Linked DNA regions of Homo sapiens: region 1 is linked to region 2. A link is an interaction called in ENCODE POLR2A ChIA-PET data of the cell type or tissue named here. Cell type or tissue: MCF 10A. All regions are shown on one strand. Each heading gives the region's core, and the rest is flanking DNA. Links, peaks and the distances in the headings are about the cores only.

The links. ChIA-PET counts read pairs that join two places held together with the same protein. Peaks named below come from ENCODE experiments on the same cell type or tissue, not always from the same donor. Only the 100,000 strongest peaks of a DNase experiment are listed, where the experiment ranks them.
Region 1: POLR2A ChIA-PET joins it to region 2 with 5 read pairs; 1 of 35 experiments calls an interaction of 5 or more read pairs at or near these places.

The regions. Positions count from the first base shown.
Region 1 is chr1:239,995,498-240,003,619 of GRCh38, forward strand. No RefSeq gene overlaps it. Among named protein-coding and RNA genes, the nearest start is that of FMN2, 92 kb to the right of the region's middle. In MCF 10A, for the core only: no CTCF peak of the experiment used is centred there; a DNase peak (open chromatin) is centred at 5,334.
Region 2 is chr1:240,409,883-240,418,004 of GRCh38, forward strand. The region is part of intron 15 of FMN2 (formin 2); the gene reads left to right. Among named protein-coding and RNA genes, the nearest start is that of GREM2, 200 kb to the right of the region's middle. In MCF 10A, for the core only: no CTCF peak of the experiment used is centred there; a DNase peak (open chromatin) is centred at 4,529.

The sequences.
Region 1 (8,122 bases), core at 3,781-6,280, 410 kb before region 2:
CTGGGTAGGAGCTGACCCACAATCCAGAGAGGAGATTTCTTCTTCGTCAGGGAAACTTCAATTCTTTTTAAAGCCTTTCAACTGATTGGAATGGCCCAGCCAGATTATAGAGGATAATCTCATTTATCTGAAGTGAACTGTAGATGTTAATCACATCTACGGAATACCTTCATGGCAGCACAGTGTTCGAATAATCAGCTGAGACTAGAGCCTAATCAAGTTGACATAAAAACCATCACTCCCTTAATCCCCAGAACATCTAATGACTTCTGCCTGTTATTGGACTTCAAATAAATGGCATATAGAATGTGTTTTCTTTTGTGTCTGGTTTTGTTCTGGAAAGTGCTATTACTTGACAAATTTCAAACAGCTGCAGAGGAAGGATTTACTTGAGGCGATATAACTTGAAATCTTGAAGCTTAAACCAATACACTAATGCTCTTGGCTGGAAAAAGGGATTAGAGTGCCATAAAAGAGAAAATGTGCCCATTTGTAAAATTTGGAAACATAGGTAGAAATAGGATTACAGAATGAGTTCAAAATAATACATTTGATAAAAATGCATAGACAAAATTATAAAAAGTATGATACATAAATATGTGTATATGATACATAAATATACACATTTTACATTCAGTTGCATAACTTCTGAGCATATGACTATTTTAATAAAAATTTTACATAAATTAAAAATAGCATTTATAGTTCTGCCTAGCTTATACCAGACAGAATGTCAAATCCAAGACTGACTGTCCAGTTCAAAATCAGACACGTGCTAATCTTGCTGAGAAAGTGTGTCAGTCAGGATCTAGCCAGGAATCAGAAACACACCCATAATTTGAATAGGAACAATTTAACAAGATGAGTTACTAATTGGCAAGAGGTGATGAGCTGCTAACAGAGTAACTTAAGTGAAAGAGAACTCAAGAACACAGGAATTGCAGCTGGAGTGTAAGTTCCACCAATCAGATCCATGCTCAGAAGATTTCAAATCAGAAGCAAGCTACTTAAGCAAGGACGCTCTGCACTTTGCTGCCAAAGGCTGATGCACAGGAGTCTGGCTTTTGGAAGCATCCAGGGTGGCAGGAACAAGTTGCTGACACCGGGGTGTCACTACAAATAGTGTCAGTAGAAGTAAAGTCTGGAGATGTGACAGCCATCGTCTGCATGAGGGAAAAGCCAAGAGAATCAATAAAATGCAGGACAAGTCACTGTTGAGCTGCTTAACCACGTACCGTTGTCTATGCTGATTCTCTGGGCAGTTTCATGCTCCTGGACTTCCCTGATCATTATCATCCCTACCCATATTTAATCTTTTTTTATGTGCCAGGTTTTTGTTTGTTTACAAAAAATCATCTTACTAGTTTTTCCAAGTACCAACTTTTACCTTTGTTAATTTTTCATATAGTACATTTGCTTTCTTATAATTGATTTCTGTTCTTTGTTATCTAGCTGCTTCTACTTTCTTCTGTTTAATTTGCTATTCCTTTCTAGTTTCTTGCCACAGAAGCTTTGTTAAGTGATTTTCATCACTTCTTCCAGCATAGGCATTTGAAGCAATAATGTTCCTTGTAAGCAACATCCCACTAGTATTACTATACTGTATTTTCATTACCATTCAGTTAGAATTATTATCTACATTTTACTGTGATGTCTTCTTTAACACATGGATCATGTAGAAGTATGGTGCTTCATTTCCAAACATTATGAATTTTCTATTTCTCTTTCTGTTACTGATTTCTAGTAGGAGTCCACTTTTAGCAGAGAACATAGTATGATTTCAGTCTTTACAATTTGTGGCAACTTGGTTTCCCCTTTACGGAGAGTAACAGAAAATCAAGAGACACACAAATATATCTGAAAACGAGAACAAAATGCTGCTGGGTGGTGCGGGGCCGAGAGCAGAAATCCAGAACTGCTCACCGCAGTTCTCCCCCTGCATGAAGGCCTGAACCCCCTTGCTGAGGACACTCAGGTGGCTCCGGTCACCACCTGGGCCTTCAGAGGGGCATCTGGAGCCGCCCACAGAAAGGGGAGGGGCGAGTGGCTCCTTCCCGGGCTCGCGCCCTCTAATTTGGCGGCGTCTTCTGGGAAGGAGGTGGCTCCAGAGTGGGGGTCCCGCGGGCGCGCAGGGACTGGGGAGGCTCCGAGGGAGCAAGACATTTAAACCCGGGCGGTGGGGGGGCGGGCGGTGTCAGACGCCCAACGACCACCTCCCTCCCGGCCCGCGCCGAGCCCGGCCACACCCTCCCCGCGACACCCGCGATCGCCCCCCAGGACTGGCGGCCCCGGGCCCCGCTCCCACCCACCCACCTACGCAGGGGGCGTCCTGCTCAGGCAATTCCTCCCGCGCGCCCCGTCGGGGACCGGGCGGGGACGGGAGAAGGAAAAGGGCCCCTGGCTCCGGGACCAGGGCTCCGGAGGGTGCCGGGCGGGGAGCGGAACAGGGAACGGGCTGGTGGCGGCCCCAAGCGGGAGGGACGGACCGACACGCGGCCCCCTGGCGGCCTTGCGACTCGCCGACCTGCGGAACCTCGTCGCCGCCCTCACAGCCCCGCGGCCACCGCCGACCCGGGCCGGTCCCCGGGGCGTCGCGGGTGTTAAAGGGCGAGTCTACGCGGATGTCACGGTCGCCGCGGGCAAGGACCGCGAGGTTGCGGCCCTGCTCCGAATCCCGGCTGCGCTGGCCACGCTCCTCCACGCGCGGGGCGGCCGCTCCGCCACCCGCACGGCGCCCCGCAGCTGCTCCGGCTGGGGATTCGCGGGGTGCAGCCGCCCGGGCCGCAGGAGGCTGATGTCAGCGTTCCGCCGTGACCGCGCCTGTTCTCCAGATAATTTTAAATCATTCCATTTTCTCCTCTGTTACCCTTTATAATATGTCAGCTCTCTCTAATAATCATATAATTATTGTTTGGTAATGACATGACACTTGAGATTTGCTTCCTCTCTTTTGGGTTGGTTTGTTTGTTTTAGAATTCCACTTTTCACTCTTTTAGTTATGTGTATAAATAAACATTTATTCATTCATGTCCATAATGTGTACATAGATATATATAATTATTTTAATTTGATTGGTGGTTGCCCTACAGATTCAGTATTTATCCTTGACTTAATACTGTCGCTTAAACAAAAGTCCCACTTCTAGTGTAGCTTCGAGAAGCGATCCGGAATCTTCACTCATTGACTCCGTTTGTCATCCTACTTCCCTTTTCACAATTATTTCCATGTTTTACCTCTACATGTTTCCACCCTGCTAGCTATTATTATAATTGTTATTTTTTAAAAGTAGATGTTAATTCAGTGTGTATACGTATACATAGTATATACAAAATTTTGTGCTCCTCTTCATTCCTTCCTACATTTCTGCACCCTCAACTATTAATTAAAAAAATCTTCACTTTGAAAAATTCCCTTTAATATTTCTCATATTGCAGATCTAGTGATGAATTCTCTAGGATTGTGGAACATAGATTTCCATAAACTGCTGGTTAGAAAACCTGGCCAAAAATTACCAAAAAAATGAGACTAAAGGGGAACGTTTTAGGCAATCTAGGAAACTATTGGATAAGAATTTTGAATTAATGGGAATTTGACCACTTATCACATCACCCTGGTGTGGGCAACAATATTTTATCTGTATGTACAGATGTCAAACATATTGGTCACAGCTTCTCTTATGATAACTAAATTAGCTTTTTCTAAGGCTTGATATCTTTAACTCTAATATAAATATTGATTTAGTTAGCTATGTTGTTTGTAAGGTAATTGTAACGTAGTGCATGGCTTGCAGTGACTACACAATAAATATTTGCTGAATGGATGACCATGAAAAGGGTCTTTTACAAATAACAATCACTAAATTGTGGATCTAAAGATAAATATAAGCATATGTCATCACTTGTCAGTTTCCCAAAGGCTGTTTGAAAAGAAAGCATACTTGATGAGCAGAGCAGCCAGCAGTCACCCGCATGCTGAGTAATGGTGAAATACACAGCATCAAACCAGATACTCTGGTGACACTGCAAAAGAGATCTCCAAGTACAACTTCAGACATGCAGGTTTTTATCATTTTACATTATCACAAAAGTCACACTCTTCTGATTCTGATGAAAAATTATATTAATATTGTGAATGTAGATGCCATTATAAATTGCAGATCAAGCCTATGCAGACAAACAGAAATACCCTCATCTTGGTAAAGTCATATCTATGGAGAACACATTTTAGATTTAGAAAACTGGAATTATCAAAGCTACTCTTCATTTGCCCCCGAAGTATGTTAAAAGGCAAGTGAATCATGTCAAGATACCTTTTCTCTCACTAAACTAGGTAAATTTTCAGAATTCAACCCAGGGACCCATGAGCCCATGAGATCTTCGGCCTTCTTGGTTTTTTTTGTTTGTTTGTTTTTTGTTTTTTTATGGATTTTGCTCTTGTTGCCCAGGCTGGAGTGCAATGGCGCCATCTCAGCCCACCACAACCTCCGCCTCCCAGATCAAGTGATTCTCCTGCCTCAGTCTCCCGAGTAGCTGGGACTACAGGCATGCACCACCACGCCCAGCTAATTTTTGTATTTTTAGTAGAGACGGGGTTTCACCATGTTGGTCAGGCTGGCCTCGAACTCCTGACCTCGGGTGGTCCACCCACGTCGGCCTCCCAAACTGCTGGGATTACAGGTGTGAGCCACCGCACCCAGCCAAGATCTGCTTTCTTTATGGTAAACAAATACGCAATGTGACTTCTGAGTATGGAAAGTCATTAAACACAGACACATACTTATTACTGGGTCACAGAACAGTTTATAACTTCGTAGTTTTCCTTTTATTATGACTTTTTTCATTTGGTGCAAAAATAAGTGAGGAGTCAGATTTTTTTTTCCCTAAAACCATTAACAAAATTAAACTTTAAAAGTTGCTATCAGGCTGGGTGTGGTGGCTCATGCCTGTAATCCCAGCACTTTGGGAGGCCGAGGCAGGCGGATCACCTGAGGTCAGCAGTTTGAGACCAGCCTGGCCAACATGCTGAAACTCCATCTCTACTAAAAATGCAAAAATTAGCCAGGTGTGGTGGTGCACACTTGCAGTCTTAGCTACTCAGGAGGCTGAAGCAGGAGAATCACTTGAACCCAGGAGGCGGAGCTTGCAGTGAGCTGAGATCCTCCCACTGCACTCCAGCCTGGTCAACAGAGCGAGACTCCGTCTCAAAAAATAAAAAATAAAAACAAAAAAGTTGCTATTGCTATCACTTGTTTGGGGGAACTTATTGTCTATTGACTGTAGTAGCAAAATGACTCAGAATCAGGCATGAAATGCCCATATTTCATTGCGTCTGAGTCATCATCAACTGTAAGAACATTGCTTTATGTATCACTAAAAAAGAAACATTTATTCAATTGTACTATTACCCAATGTTTCTTTTTAAAAAAAAAACTATATTACAACAGTTTTAGGTTTACAGAACCTAATGCTTTTTAGTCATCAAAATCGTTACACATTTAGTGTATACACAGAGCTTTTGGAGTCTTTACACATGGATTTTAAAATATATATCCCTCTTATGAATGTGTAAAGGAGAAAATACAAGCAAAATAAAAGGCTTAGGTATTTTCAAACCTTTTTGGTATTCAGTGTCCATCTTTTCACAGTCAGTGGTGTCCTTTTGGGTTTTCTAAATACTCAATGTTCTACAGAACCCTGGGAATGCAGCCGCTCTTAAAAGCGTGCCACAGTTTAGTTGCTGGAGTTTTCTTCTTGGATTATATACTAAGTCTGCAAGTTTTACTACTGGGCCTGTCTTGATTTTATCAGATGTCAAAGATAATTTCAGACAACCAGAACATTGACTTCTTTCTGCAATTGTGTCCATAATTTGTTGACTCAGACATTAAGTGGTTGCCATCATCCAGACAGGTCCGCAGTAATAACAACCAAAGACACATATTCTCAGGCAATGATAACCGCACCACGACTCCATGGAGACACCAGTGTTTTAAGATATTGTCAATTCCAGATATGTGTAAAAGTGTGAAAAACATGAGTCATAGAATTAACTCAATGCAGTTATTCTTTTCTCATCACAAACAGCTCTTCCCCATCCCTTACGCAAAAGGGCTGAGAAGATACATAAATAAAACAATGCAACACATAGATAGATAGATAGATAGAGAGAGAGAGAGAGAGAGAGAGAGAGGGAGGGAGAGATAGCTTTGATCTCAGGGAGAGAAGTTGTTTCAATCAACGTTTTCATACATTTGGAAATCATAGAATTTTTATACACTAAAGGAAAACGTGTTGTTCCAAACTTTACCCCATACCACTCCTCCTGTTTAATATCTAGTTAGGGTCAAAGCCAGCACCAGGCACTCAGGGGCAGACAGGGCGGGGAAGGCAAGTCCTCCGAGTTAAGTTATAATTCAATTAACTTGATTTACTGGATGCCTACTATTTAAACGCACTGGCCTAGAATCTGGAGATACTGGGTGTAATAAGATCCTATTTATTTTCTGCAGGTAGGTGGAGGAATTGGTGACCATGAGCATTAGGGAAGACACACCCTCTCTCTGGGCCTTAGCTGCCTCACCTGCAAAATGCAAGGATGTGACCCACTGAATTCTATGGTTCCTACTGAACTAAAAATATTTGTAAAGGCAAACAAACAAGTAACAGAACGTTCCCATTCTAGCCATCCCTAGAAAGCAGATATAGCTTTACTTTAAGTCCCGTATTTTTTTGAGACGGAGTTTTGCTCTGTCGCCCAGGCTGGAGTGCAGTGGCACGATTTCGGCTCACTGCGAGCTCTGCCTCCCGGATTCACGCCATTCTCCTGCCTCAGCCTCCCGAGTAGCTGGGACTGCAGGCGCTCGCCACCACGCCCGGCTAATTTTGTTGTATTTTTAGTAGAGACAGGGTATCACATTCCCATTTTTTAATAAGATCATAAACAAAAGAAAGAAAAGAAATAGGAAAGAAATATTCACATTGTTAAGATATTCTTTAATTGTATTAGGACATCGAACTTTTTTTGTTTATACCAAGTTCTCTTATTGCATGAAGGAGAACAAATAAATCACACAATTGTGTAGTAACTTATCGGAAATAGGGAATCATTTTCTAAGTAAGATGGCATGAGACCCTTTTCTTCCCAACGTATCTGTAGACATTTGAATCCCCTATCCCTAATGCGGATGTTGGAATAGATTGGGAGGGGGCCTTCTTTGGCTCCTGTGGGCTCCTGGGCTCGGCATGCTGGGAGTGTCTTCTAACCGGAGTGTGGATGATACTGCAATCAAAGTCAAGTGTAGAACCAGCTGCAGGTGATGGCAGGTCGGCCAGAAATGGGAGATTCATTAGGGTATCCAAGGGTGTCAGAGGTGTCCTCGGAGACGTAGAGTGAAGAACCACCCAGTAGGACACAAGGGAGACCAAAGTAAGCAAGAGAAGTCAAAGCAGGGGGTGATTCTGGGAAATACCTGGGGCCAGGTAGGTCCAAGCTGGGGGTTGCTGTGGAAGGACAATCAGGTTTAAAGAGCCTGTCAGGTTATCAAGTAGTATGTTTATGGTGACCTCATATCTGAGCTGTTTTAAATGAGAGTCCCAATGTCAAATGCTCTTCTCCAACCTGTCAGATCTTGTGTCCCAAGTTCATTTGCTGGGTATTCTAAGGCACCTCTCCTTGGCCAGGTACTGGGCTAAGAAACTCTGGTATATGGTCAGAACCAAGGTGTAGAATTACTCCTCTCAAATTAATATCTTGTGAGGCTGACCAATGATTATGATAGAATACTGAGGGATGAACTGTAGAAGCTGGAGCATCTGGTGATTAAAGTAGTAATTTTGTCTTTTTCTTAAAATTGTTATGACTACTTTTGTTATTATAACGTGATGTTCTTAGAATATAAAGGATTTTAGCAAACTTTTAGAGGGAAAGTGGAAACTCACTGCGTTGGAGATAGCAGACAATGTATAATGGATTTTTGCTATGCTAACATGAGATTTCCCCTCTGGACAGACTTCCACTGAGACCTCCTGCCAATTTCCTTTATTTGGTCTTCCTTTATTTCATATTCTACTCTCTTATGAGGAAGACCCCTGTTACCAAAAGATTCATATCACAAAGAAGGGGT
Region 2 (8,122 bases), core at 3,449-5,948:
AATGTACTAGCAGTGTGAGGACATGTATATCTAAGTAATTTTTATATTAAAATGTTTTAAAAATCAGTAGCCATAAATAATTACACACTTTAGTACTCTTTTGACCAAAAAAGCTAGTTTTTAAAGAAAATGTCAAAATTCAACACTTGGTAGCTTACTTAAGGTATAATAAGCTGAACATTTGATGCAAAATAAATTTAGTGAAGTTAATTAAAAGATGTACAGCAAAGTTAGTAAAAGATGAAATATACTGTCTCCCAGATAACAGTACATAAATCTGAAAAAAAAAAAATAGAAGGTTTATAGCTAGTGGATATTTAAAAAACATCTTAAATGTAGAAAAATACAAGTGTTTCTTCTTTTGTAATTTTTAATTCCATCCAAAAATATATATTCAAGTCCCAGATCAGAAGCAAACACTATTGGTAAGCTTTTCTGTTTGAAATTCCTCTCTGAGTGGATCTAACGATCTGAAAAATTGAAAATCAGTGACAGCTGCAAAATTGAGACAATTTGCAATAATTGAAGCAAACTTTTAAAATCCATAGGGGCAAACTCAGCCTTAGGATTATAAGGTTCTGCTAGAAGTAAGATCTGGATTTCTGGATTTCCAGAATCTAGACGAAGATCTAGATTTCTAGATTTTTTTCCTCAGATCATCAACCAAATAAATTCCAAAAGGATTAAGGAAGTAAATGTTAAAATTTCAACTTTAACTAGAAGAAAATATTGAGAAATTTTTTGGGATTTAGAAATTGGGATTTTTGTCAGCATCATAGCCACAGAATATTAACATTTGTTTCTATTTCTGCTACTTATTTCTAAGTGATAAATTGTCTGCTTTTCTGAGCTTATTGTTATCGTCGTGTTTTTACACATGTATATTGCTTCTTCAGTTCATTTCCCTTTTTATTCATTTTTATTTCTCTCAAAGTTGTAAGTGTAGACATAGTTGCAAAAGTCAATTAGTACCACAAGGCTGATAACAAAAAGCAGCAGCCTCCTGCCCTAGCCAACCCTACCCTCTCTTATATTTTTCTCAGCTGTTTTCTCTGATACTTTCTACCATGGTTTTCAGTAACATACTTGTGCTGATGTATCATTATTTATCAATTAAGGCATTTTCTGTTAATTTATGATAATGGTTGATGTAATTTTTATCTTACTCTTTCTTAGTCCCCATCCTACTTCTTCTTGTATTACAATTTTTAGTCAGGAAGGTTGTCTAGAAGATATACAATATAAATTTTCAGACACGCAAGTTCTCAAAACACTTCCCTCACACTTATTTGATAGTTTGTCTAGACATAGACTCCTACTTGAAAATTATTTTCCTTTAAATAATTGAAGGAATTACTTCATTGTCTTTTAGTCTTCAGGGTTGCTTTTAAGAAGTCTAACTACATTCGGCCGGGCGCGGTGTTTCACGCCCATAATCCCAGCACTTTGGGAGGCTGAGACAGGCGGATCACGAGGTTAGGAGTTCGAGACCTGCCTGACCAACAGGGTGAAACCCCATCTCTACTAAAAATACAGAAATGAGCCAGGCATGCTGTCACATGCCTGTAATCCCAGCTACTCAGGAGGCTGAGGCAGGAGAATCGCTTGAACCTGGGAGGCGGAGGTTGTAGTGAGCAGAGATGGTGCCATTGTACTCCAGCCTGGGTGACAGAGTGAGACTCCATCTCAAAAAAAAAAAAAAAGTCTAACTACATTCTTATTGACATTTCCTTGTGTTTGATCTGTTGTTTTTTTTTTTTCTCTGAGAAGCATTTCATGTTCTCTCTGTTGGCGTGAAAACATAGAACTTAGGGATTGCTTGGTGTGTGCCTTTTTGTTTACTCTGCTGGAAAGTTTTTTCTGGTTGGAGTTCCATGTCCTTCTGTTTTAGGGTTGGTCACAAATGATCCTTAGGTTTCTGATGTGGATGATTAACATAGCATTTCTAAAATTGAAATGAGGATAAAATGAGAAGTTTGAGATGGGTAATAAGCCAGCCGTGTAGAAATGCTGAGTATTTGGTTCAGTGTTCAAGTCCGAAGCTCAGGAGTGATGTGGCAGGCGGCTGAACTTTGTACATCCTCAATATAAACAGATAGGAGCAGAAAGAGAGAGTCCACGTGATCACCTTAGGAGATGGTGTCCACAGATGATCAGCGGCCTAAGACCGAAGCCATGAGAAATACCATATTTGAGTTGCTGCTAGTGGAAAAGGATCACATAATTGAAGAGGGATGCCAATTCAAAGTGAAAAGGGGAGAAATAGGAGAGTGTTACATTACAGAGGTCTAGGTAAACAAGGGTAGCAGAAAAGCTCAAGAATAATTACAATGTATGCCTAAAGACAAAATATTAATTTGTGATATTAATGGGAGATCATATGCACCCTTAACAAAAATTGTTTTATTTGAATTTTGACGCACTTTGAGTAATTGGGTCAGGAGCTGTATTGCAACGGACTGAAGAAAATAAGGAAATGGAAACTGAGGATAAGCTACTTTTATTAGATATTTGGAGAGGGAAGGAAGAAGAGAGATTGGATGGAATGTAGAGGGAGACGGGTGGTCCATTTTTTAAAACCACTTTTGGTTGCTACACATGAAGATCCAGATATACTGAAGGCCATAACTGGAGAGAAAATCTGCCTTGTAGGGTAGACAATTATTGTAGTCACAAAACACAAGAAAATGATGATGTAGCTAACTAGCAGCAGTGAGGCAGTGAAGCAGTTGAGTAAAGTGTAAGTGATGCCAGAAACTTTAAAAAAAAAAGTGTGACAGAATTATAGGAATACAGTGGTTGGGAACAGCACTGGAAGACCAGACATAGGGAGGCTCCCTTTCTTGATTCCTGAATTTGGGAGGGTAGGAGATGGGAAATGCAATGCTTCCGGAGAAGATCATTATGGATGATATGAGTGTGTCTGGTGAAAGCCATGCTTTGATTAAGAAACAGTAGGCCTGGTGCGGTGGCTCATGCCTGTAAATCCCAGCGCTTTGGGAGGCCGAGGCGGGTGGATCACGAGGTCAGGAGATCGAGACCATCCTGGCTAACACGGTGAAACCCCGTCTCTACTAAAAAATACAAAAAATTAGCCGGGTGTAGTGGTGGGCGCCTGTAGTCTCAGCTACTCGGGAGAATGAGGTAGGAGAATGGTGTGAACCTGGGAGGTAGAGCTTGCAGTGAGCCGAGATGGTGCCACTGCACTCCAGCCTGGGCGACAAAGCGAGACTCTGTCAAAAAAAAAAAAAAAAAAAAAAAAAAAAAGCAGCAAATAAACATAATAGAGAAGGAAAGTAGGGGTATAAATGTCCTTGACCCCAACCAAATAATCAGGATCCAGAGGGCTTCAGAATGAAGTTGGTAGAGCTAGTCAGTGGGTGGTTTTTATGGAACCCGATCCATGGGGGTGTCATTGCAAGGAGAAGAAGGGGAGTTGGGCTTGGGAAGGAGTTATATACTTATCGGTGAGGAAGGGTGGGTTAAAGGCTCATAGGAGTGACATGAGAACTGAAGAGCATCCTGGGCAGAATTATTTTAGTGGCTAGTGCCAGTAGGTGGACCAACTCATCATGAAATGTTGTAGCTCAGCTTCTGCATCTTGACCTCTGAGATATGTTGGCCTTAATTGGCTTAGGAAAGGCTAATAGAGATCCTGACTTACATTTACACTGAGAGAAGGGCTTGTTTCCTTTGGGTGAGAGAGAATATGAGTACACACAGTTAAAGAAATAGAGGGGCATTGTCAGGCTGGACCAGAGAACATAGAAACTCAGTCAAAGTGCCCCAGTAGCTTACAATGGTGTCTTCTTGGTGACATTGTCTTTTCATGTTTGGACATCATAGGAGATGGGCCCTGTAGATTCGGACTAGAAGCCAAAGAATTTTTCTTTATGTTATAAACTGCATTCGTGCCTTCAAAAATGTTAGGATGCCAAAGAATCTAATTAGCTTGCAAATACTTCTATGGTAGTGCTTGTTCTCTGCCTTAACAACTGCCGTGAGGCTCCTTGCTCACTCTTATAAGAAAGATATTCCACTCAGTGTGGCAATGCTATGCGGTTTTCAACATGCCAGGAATATCTTACAAATATCGTTGGGCTAGTGAAACAGAGATTTATCCAAGCACTGAAGGAACATTTTTAAAATGCCAAATAGTATGTGATGATTATTATTTTCTTTTTTTAGCTTCACAATCTCTGAATTTACCCCAGGGTGAAATTTAGGTTTGTGTGGACTTGGTTGTGGTGAGTGCCTCCTACGTGAGAAAGGGAGTTCTGTCATAGTTCTGATTGTCAATGTCACCGAAGCTAAGGTTGGATCGTCTGTGCCTTTTGTATCTATATCTAAGATGAGGAGGGGCTGCAGGGCTTTGGAGGCCTTAGCCAGCTGGCTCTCCCCATGTTCTGGTGATGAATGGGTAGGGTCATTCTTAGTACCCATTTTGCAGGTGAGGAAATGAAGAGAGAGAACTTCACGTCTGTTAAATGACTTCACCAGTATTGTGGAGTGCGGTAGCACAGAGCCGAGAATGGAATTCAGGCCTTCGTGAAAGCTGAATGCTTTGTGAGTAATAGTCTGCTCTGCAATCCTGGAATTCAATTACGAAATTTTAAAGCCAAAATAATTAATAAAATATTGGCATTTGTAGGGATGTTTTGCTGCTATTCAGTTCTGCCAAATAATAATTTGTCCCTTTTTTCTTATCGTGTTTCTGCCCTGCCTACCATCTAATAACCTTCTAAGGATAAAACTAGCAACAGATGTTAAAATACTTTGTAAACTGTATGGCAACATGTAAATAGGAGATATTCACACTGGTATTATTTACAAGTATATGTGTTTTGTTGCCTTTAATTATATCAGTGAAAATGTAAACAGATGAAAACAACACAAATGGTACTTGTAAGCTTATAAAAATCTACTATTTTGACCCTGTGGTGGCAGAGTTTTATATCTAGAAGTGGAACCCAACTGTAATAGTAAAGTTTGTTTTTTAAGACAAGTGGGAAATAGGTCATATATCAGAAGAACTTGCTTGTCTAGGATAACTTTATACATCTTTCTGAAAATTGCATTTGAGAATAAATGTCTGACATTAGAAATGCCATCATCTCCCCAAGAAACACCCTTAGCATTGATGCAGCTTAGCAGAACTTACATAGCATTGACCACAAAGCATCCTATTCTGAAAAGAAATGGCTGGAAAACTTTTTTAAAAATATGTTGAATAGCAAAGTCTTGGAACCAACCCAAATGCCCATCAATGATAGACTGGATAAAGAAAATGTGGCACATTTACACCACGGAATACTATGCAGCCATAAAAAGGATGATTTCATGTCCTTTGCAGGGACATGGATGAAGCTGGAAACCATCATTCTCAGCAAAATAACACAAGAACAGAAAACCAAACACCACATGTCCTCACTCATAAGTGGGAGTTGAACAGTGAGAACTCATGGACACAGGGAGGGGAACATCACACACCAGGACCTGTCAGAGGGTGGGGGCCTGGGGGAGGGATAGCATTAGGAGAAATACCTAATGTAGATGACCGGTTGATGGGTACAGCAAACCACCATGGCACATGTATACCTATGTAACCTGCATGTTCTGCACATGTACCCCAGAACTTTAAGTATAATAAAAAAAAAAAAAATTGAAGTCTCCACCTGATGTTGGTAATCTATCACATGTGTATAATGATTCTTGTAATATCTAGATTATGCAGCACCTGCACTCGGTGTAAAAACAATACTGTTAGCATCTTAGAGACTCAGCTTCTGAGGAAAGCATTAGTCATAATACACCTAGAAGGTAGTAATGATAAGCATTTAATTAGAAGTAGGCCTGAAGTTTGCAGTGCAATGCAGTAAGTATTTACCGAGTGATTCATATGAGTAAGGATGTGATAGCTGCTATAAGAGCTGCAAAGTTTATTAAGATACATCCCTGTCCTGGAAACACTGCCAGCTTCGATGAGAATACAACAATGTTAGATATATTCGTTTTGGAAGATACCTTTCCCCCAGTTATTTTCATTTCACAGCTTCTCCAGCCTCCTTCAGCTTCTATTCTCCCTCTTTGCTTTTCTGTCTCAATTTTCCTGCCCAGCCCTAAATTCACAGAGTAAATCCACCAGACCAGAGCCCCTTCCTCTTTCTGTATGTGAAACTACTCCTGCACACATCAGTCTCCTTTTCTACCACCAGCCTGGGGGAAGTAACTCCTCCCATCAGTATCTCATCTGGATACTTCTCTCTCCTGATTTCAACTTCTCCCTTCTAGCCATTAATACATTTACTTTATTATCATAAAATAACGACTTAAGAAAGAAACAAAAAGCAATTCCTTGCCTGTACATTCCCTTTCCACTCTTTTTTTTTTTTTTTTGAGACGGAGTCTTGCTCTGTCACCCAGACTGCAGTGCAGTGGTGCAATCTTAGCTCACTGCAACCTCCACCTCCTGGGTTCAAGCGATTCTCGTGCCTCAGCCTCCCAAGTAACTGGGACTACAGACGTGCCACCACCAAAAATTAGACACTGGCTAATTTTTATATTTTTAGTAGAGACGGGGTTTCGCCATGTTGGCCCGGCTAGTCTCAAACTCCTGGCTTCAAGTGATCCTCCCACCTCAGCCTCCCAAAGTGCTGGGATTACAGGCGTGAGCCACCATGCGCCCAGCCTCCCTTTCCATTCTTTGTAGCCAATCTTCTCCTCCTCATTCCATCTGTACTTATGTCCCTTGTTGATATTTATGTTATTTAATCTTGCCTCATTTTCTGATTTTGTAGCCAGTCTTTTAGGATGTTTCTCTATTTTATTGGTCTTTGAAAGAACCAGAAATTTTGATTTGTTGATTATCTCTCTCTTCTTTTTTTTTTTAAGTTGTTTTTTTAATTGGCTTTCTATTTCACAAATTTCTGCTCTTTAATATTCTCTTATTTCTGCATCCTGTCTCTCCTGGCTTTGTCCGTTGTATGAATAGTTCATTTATTTTTAATTTTTCTTTTTTTAAAATCATATACTCAGAGCTCTAGCTTTGCCATTAAGTTCACTTTAACAATATCCCACTAGTTTTTAAATGTAGAATAGATTTTATTGTTGTTCAGTTATAACTTTGTTATTTTCTCTTTAGCTGATGAGTTACTTATGTGTATATTCGTTGTGTCTGTTTCAAATGCATGGGTTTTGTGTGTTTGCTTTGCTGGTAATTATTTTCCTATTGATTTACAGTAAATTGTATTACACTTAGTTTGGGATCTAGTATGGAACCTGTCTTAGTAAATATTTGTATGTCCTTGAGAAGAATCAGTTTGCCCTGTGTGTGATTCTATGATATATATTCTCATCCGCATATTTTCTCACCCTTTAACATCTCTGAGACTGGGGTACGTCTTACAGTGGATGGCATCTTATAATCGATGTGGGCTCGATTTAAAGTCAGCTTCTTCCAGAGAGGATTTGGATTTGTGTGTGCCATTCAACTGAGGACACTATCAATGTGAAGCTACTTTAATTAAATTCCCTGCTTTAGCTTGAGAGGGTTTTGTTTTGTTTTGTTTTTATAGGGCCTGGTACTGTGAATTCAGATGGAAAACCTGCATGATTTCTGTCTGGCTTATGAGTCATATTTGCAAGGGAACTTTTTTTGGTGTCATCTGTTTGCCCAGTGCCAGAGTTGAAACAAGTTTCCTTACTGTCCCTTTCAGCATGGGAATTTCTTTCTCATTTTCTTTTACGTGAGTCCTTTGGTATCTCAGTTTATGGTTTGCATATGGGAGCAACTCCTCTATTAAGACTCTTCATATTGGACTATTTGTCTTTCTTAGTGGTACATAAAATATTATTTTTAAAATCCATGACCTGCTAAATAAGTGAAATACAGCATATTTTAAAATAAAATTTATTTATCGTAAATTTCACATCTACATCATTACTAATTTGTAGAATCTTCTGCTATAATTGTGAATGTTTGTTTCATCTTTCAATTCCATGACGTTTTCAGACAATATACTCTATATGGTTCTTATCATCCTGATGGAATGTTCTTTTTTAATCATTATACAATGTCCTTTTTTATTGTCATTAATACACTTCACCTTATAATCCTCTATTG